Linked DNA regions of Homo sapiens: region 2 is linked to region 1. Evidence: chromatin loops called from intact Hi-C (ENCODE). Cell type or tissue: ovary. All regions are shown on one strand. Each heading gives the region's core, and the rest is flanking DNA. Links, peaks and the distances in the headings are about the cores only.

The links. Hi-C counts contacts between places; a loop is a spot of excess contacts. Peaks named below come from ENCODE experiments on the same cell type or tissue, not always from the same donor. Only the 100,000 strongest peaks of a DNase experiment are listed, where the experiment ranks them.
Region 2: a loop joins it to region 1, with 2.6 times the contacts of the local background. A loop is called at or near these places in 48 of 110 quality-filtered maps.

The regions. Positions count from the first base shown.
Region 1 is chr10:102,813,981-102,816,883 of GRCh38, reverse strand. WBP1L (WW domain binding protein 1 like) reads right to left here. Exons shown (of 4, transcript NM_001083913.2): 4 at 622-2,903. Among named protein-coding and RNA genes, the nearest start is that of CYP17A1-AS1, 17 kb to the left of the region's middle. RefSeq lists an enhancer at 931-1,464. In ovary, for the core only: no CTCF peak of the experiment used is centred there; DNase peaks (open chromatin) are centred at 442, 860, 1,303, 2,591 and 1 weaker place; H3K27ac peaks cover 2,419 bases.
Region 2 is chr10:102,733,827-102,736,729 of GRCh38, reverse strand. SFXN2 (sideroflexin 2) reads right to left here. Exons shown (of 12, transcript NM_178858.6): 11 at 821-868. Among named protein-coding and RNA genes, the nearest start is that of WBP1L, 8.7 kb to the left of the region's middle. In ovary, for the core only: no CTCF peak of the experiment used is centred there; a DNase peak (open chromatin) is centred at 1,309.

The DNA.
Region 1 (2,903 bases), core at 280-2,779:
GCTGGCCTGTTATCCCAGCACTTTGGGAGCTCAAGGCAGGCGGATCACCTGAGGTCAGGAGATTTGAGACCAGCCTGGCCAACATGGTGAAACCTCGTCTCTACTAAAAATACAAAAATGAGCCGGGCGTGGTGGTAGGCACCTGTAATCCCAGCTACTCAGGAGGCTGAGGCAGGAGAATCACTTGAACCTGGGAGGCAGAGGCTGCGTGAGACAAGATCGCGCCACTGCACTCCAGCCTGGGCGGCAGAGTGAGACTGTGTCTCAAAAAAAAGCCATGTTTTAGCAACAGGGTATCTGACAAAACTTGTCTCTGCTTTCTCGGGATCTGATTTTAGCCTGTTTGTGGGACTTTCCAAAGTATTCCAAACATCAGGAACACACCCTGACAGAGAGAGGGGAGGACTCCTCAGAACAGAGTGTGGACCCAGCAGCACTGTCCAGCTGCCCTTGGCCCTGTGGTTTCTCTTTGGCCCAGGGCCCTATCCTCAATGACTGTGTGACAACCTCTCAGTCTCTGTGTGGAGAAAAGTGCTTGTGGTTTAGGATCTTGAGGTGCAATTTCCTGAAGACTGAGGAAGAAGAAGAGGGAACAAAGTGCAGCAAGAAAGAGCAGTAGCATTTTTGGGATCAATTTTTATTTGGGCTTCTCACAGTGGTTAGAGCCACTCTGTCTTCAGAACAATCACAGCACAGGAAATGCGTCACTGAGACTGCCCAGAAAAGTCTGACCAGCTGAATCTTATTGCTTAAAATACACATATTCACAATAACTGACAAAGGGTAACGTGCCTCACACAGGAATGTGTTCGCATTTGCAAATCTTCTGACTGGCTGTAGCACCAAACCCTCCACCGACCCCGTCTCATTCACGTGGAAAGCCAGCCTCAGTCACATCTCCCTGGCCCCCTAACGATTCCTTCAGCTCCCTATTAAATCTCTCTCTGAGCAGGGCAGCATCCTGTAGCGGGGGCCAAACTGTGACCTGGGAACCAAGCCCAGCTCCGCAGGTTGCATTTCCGTCTTCTCGTGCCTTTAGGATAGGACGCTGCAGTGAGTCCCACAGTTAACACTTGCCCAGTTCCCCACTCTAACTGGGGAAAGGAACTTGAGAGGCTCAGAACTCATCCATTTGATCTGTTAACTGAAAAAGGATTCATTTTGGTAAAACTTGTTCGCCTTTGAGACACTTCAGTGAGTTATTTGGGATTCTTAAAAAATAAAAAAAGGTGGAAGGAAAGGCATCTGAGGGGCTGTGACACACTCCGGCTACCTCTGGCCACACGCCAGCTTGCTTGTGCCTGTTGGACTCACCAGAGGCAGGCAGGCCCTGCGGCTCCTCTAGAGCCTGCAAAGCCTCCTCCTGGCAATTCTGGGCAGGGCCGATGTCTGGGCCACAGCTAGTCCAAGCCTGTCATTGAAGACCCAGTCAAGCTTCTGTCTGAAATTCCACCTTCTTCTGTCCCAAGTGGTTGTGGACACCCCCGGGCGCTGGTACTGAGGACCAGCAGCAGCCGAGGGAGGCAGACAGGCTCAGAGCACGCTTCCATTTATAGGGAACAGAACGCAGGCCTCCGAGTGTCCACGGAGCAATGTGCAAATCGCAGTGATGAGTAGAGTAAAACCTCTACTTCGAGCACAGTATCTCTGGCAAACACAGGGGACTGCAGTCGACAATGCTGCGGAGTACACCCGAGTACACAGTCAGACATTTGTTCGGTAAACAGTAAATGCGTAAGATCAATGACCTTGAGAGGCCTGTCTGTGCTCCAGACGTGTGGTTCACGTGGAGAGAATGGCTGCCACTCAAAGTATCTTCACAGGAAAACAGGGCTTGAGGCACACACACAACAGACAGACACACACGGCTCACCCAAAAAGTCACTGTGTACGGACTTAACTTTGTTCAACATGGATTTTGGTTTTGTGGAATCTAAATGCAGACACTCGTTTACCTCACACCCTTGGATTTGTCTGTTTTTGGACATATATATATATATTTTGTTTGTTTCTTTCTTTCTTCCATAACATCAATGCTTCGTCTGAATATCATCATCGTTCAAGAGTTGGGGGAAGAAAGACTTCATATGCACAGGGCCGGGTGGGGAATGTTTGTTTTGGCTGTTTGCTGCCTCCATTCAGATTTTCCTATCGCAGCTCAGCTGGTGACCTGAAGGCGAGCAACAGGCACAAGGGTCCCCAGGGCCTTCCGGATGGCTGCTTTCACCTCCTGCCTGGGCCACCGAGTCTCTACACAGAAAAATGAGTCACCCGACTCAAAAGGGGTGGGGGTAGAGGCAGGGACAAGGCATGAAAACCACAGATAACCAAGGTGTTTCTTCCAAGTGGTCAGTTTAAAACAAACAACTGCCACCAAAAAAAAAAAAAAAACCCCACAAAAAATATTTATTCAGAATCAAAGATAAAATACTGTGTGAGAGCCAGGCTACAGGGGCCCTTTCTCTGGGGCCATCGCTTCCTCAGTCCGCTGTCTGTTTCCTCATACGGAACAGTGAGACTTGAAGGCCCGCAGGGTGTGTGCTTGCGATGCAGGCTGACACGGGTCACCTGTGAACACAGACCAAAGGGCAGAGAGGCAGAGAGCTGCACCTCTATCCACTGCTGCGGCTTAGGGCCTCCTGCTCACAGAGGTTCCAAGACAGCCGCCACCCCAGCCTTCACACGAGACATCTTCTGGCTCAACAGCAGGCAGGCTCTTTGAAGGCCAACTTGGGAAAGAGCCACAAACGTCATTTTCCAGAAGAGAATTCTTGCCTGCCCACCGGTGAAGTTCTTGTTTTCAGCTGTCTTTTGCTGTTTGTTTTTAGAGAAAAAAACAAACAAACAAAGAAAAGGCAGTATAACCTTTCACACCAGAACCAGCCTGCGGCCAGCCAGAGCCT
Region 2 (2,903 bases), core at 216-2,715, 80 kb after region 1:
AAAAATACAAAATGAGGCCAGGCGCGGTGGCTCACGCCTGTAGTGCCAGCACTTTGGGAGGCTGAGGCGGGCGGATCACAAGGTGAGGAGATTGAGACCATCCTGGCCAACATGGTGAAACCCCGTCTCTACTAAAAATACAAAAATTAGCTGTGCGTGGTGGCACGTGCCTATAATCCCAGCTACTCGTGAGGCTGAGGCAGGAGAATCGTTCAGGGAGTCGGAGGTTGCAGTGAGCCGAGACTGCACCTCTGCACCCCAGCCTGGCGACGGAGTGAAACTCCATCTCAAAAAAAAAAAAAAAAATGAGCTGGGCATGGTGGCAGGCACCTGTAATCCCAGCTACTCTGGAGGCTGAGGCAGGAGAATCACTTGAACTGGGAGGCGGAGGCTGTGGTGAGCCGAGATCGTGCCACTGCACTCCAGCCTAGACAACAAGAGTGAAACTCCATCTCAAAAAAAAGAAAAAAAAAAAAGTTAAAAACCAGATCCAGCCAGAGGAGAGCTTCCTAATAACCCAGCTGGCAGGAAGAGAAAGTCTGTTGTTGCTCCCCCACCTTCTCTTCAAGGCAGTGCTTGCTCCACTGGGAGGGAGCAACCTTATTCCTGTCCCTGGCTTCTCCTGCCCCTCGCAGATCTGTTTTCGTTTGTCAGAATTCACCAGGGTTAAGAGGCCCAGCCTTTAGGCTGATGGACACTTGTCCTCAGACAGGTGCTGCCCTTCCTGCCCCTTCCCTGTCTCCTTCTGGACAGCAGGCAGATCAGGGAGCGCGCTGGCAGCATGGTCAATTAAACCAAGTAAGGAATGAACAGCAGATACCATTTCTGTGGGAAAAGCCCACACGCCACTGGCACCATGAAGATGAGGCTGCAAGAAAGGAGAAACCAAAGCATCAGGGGACATCTCCCCACAGGCCCGTCCATCCCCCATCCCCAAGGGAAAGGAGCAATGCCCAGGCACCTGGCCTGCCTTCCCAGCTGGCACCATATCCTCTCCCTCCAACCCTCCTCCTGTTCCCGCAGTGCGAGGATACTCATTCTGGCAGGGGGATAAAACCAGTACCCTCCTGACCCCCATCACTCATTCCCACCCTTACTGCATTGTTCAAGCAGAGGAAGAAGACAATGAAGTAAACAGGGACTGTGAGCAGCAGGCCTAAGGAGCACAGGCACTGCTGGCATCGAGCGAAAGGAGCGACGAGGAGGGAGAGGAGAAACTTGGAGGGGGAGGAGCAACATGGAGGGGGAAGAGCGACATGGAGGGGAGGAGCATCATGGAGGGAGAGGAGGGACATGGAGGGGGAGGAGCGACATGGAGGGACAGGAGCAACTTGGAGGAACAGCATGGAGGGTGGGGAGCGACTTGGAGAGGGAAGAATGACTTGGAGGTTGAGGAGCAACTTGGATGGGGAGGAGCGACTTGAAGGGGGAGGAGTGACTTGGAGGGAAGGAACTACTTGGAGTAGGAAGAACTACTTGGACAGGGAGGAGCAACATGGAGAGGGAGAAGGACATGGAGGGGAGGAGCAACATGGAGAGGGAGGAAGGACACAGAGGGGAGGAGGGATGAGGAGGGAGAGGAGCAACTTGGAGGGGGAGGATTGACTTGTATCGGGAGGAGTGACCAGGATGGGGAGGGGCACTTTGGAGTGGGGGAGGGGCACTATGGAGGGGGAGGAGTGAGTCTGTGGATTCTGAGACCTGCTTCTTTATTGGTTGAACACCTGGGCTGTCAGAGCACAGTGAAAGGCAGTTTCTCCAGCTTCACTGTGCATATAACTTCAGGAGCTTATTAAAATGCCAGGTGCCAACTGAGGGGGTCTGGGGAAGGACTTCAGAGTCTTTACTTCTAACAAGTTATCAGAGGATGCCAACGATGCTGGCATGGACCAGGGTTTGGGAGGCAAGGTCTTACAGGACGCGGGACTCTGACAGACCTGGGTTGGTATCCCAGTTTTACCACTTACTAGCTGTGCCATCTTGGACAAGTTACCTCAGAGACACAGAGGGAGGACAACCTACTTTTTAGGGCTACTGCAGACCACTTTGCAGTGCCTACTTTGCAGGGTTACTGTGAGGATTCAATGAGATATGTATGTAAAGCACCCAGCCCATGGTAACTACTCAATTAGCAGAAGTTGGTATAGCATAATGTTAGACTGTTGATCAAATCTCAGCTCCAGCAGTTACCAGCTATATACCCTTGGGCAAGTTTCTTACTCTGTCTAAGTCTCAGTTTCTTCATTTGTAAAAGGAGATGATAATAATATGTAGATTTCTAAGGCTGGGAGAATTAAGTGAAATTATAGATATGAAACACTGGGTTCAGTGGGGACACAGAGAAAATATACAGTCAGTGTTAGCTGTTAGTGATGCTGTCATTAGTCTCGTGGCCCTGAAATGCATGGTGAACGCTAGGACATCTCCAGTTAATGGCAGATACCTAAGAACCCTGACGTGACTGGTGGCATTTCCCTCCTGTGTGAGTCTGGGACACATGACAGTCCCAGCCAAAGCTATGTCTCCTCGTTCTTATCTCTTCTGTAAAACTGCTCCAGACAGCCAGGCGCAGTGGCTCATGCCTATAATCCCAGCAATTTGGGAGGCCGAGGCAGGTGGATCACTTGAGGTCAGGAGTTCGAGACCAGCCTGGCCAACATGATGAAATACAAAAATTAGCAAGGCATCATGGTGCGTGCCTGTAATCCCAGCTACTCAGGAGGCTGAGGCAGGAGCATTGCTTGAACCTGGGAGGTGGAGGTTGCAGCGAGCTGAGGCTGCGCCATTGCACTCCAGACTGGGCGACAGAGCGAGACTCCATCTCAAAAAAAAAAAAGCAAAAAACAAAAAAATTGCTCCAGACTTAAGGTCAAAGGAGAGACCCTGGGATGGGAGGGCACCTC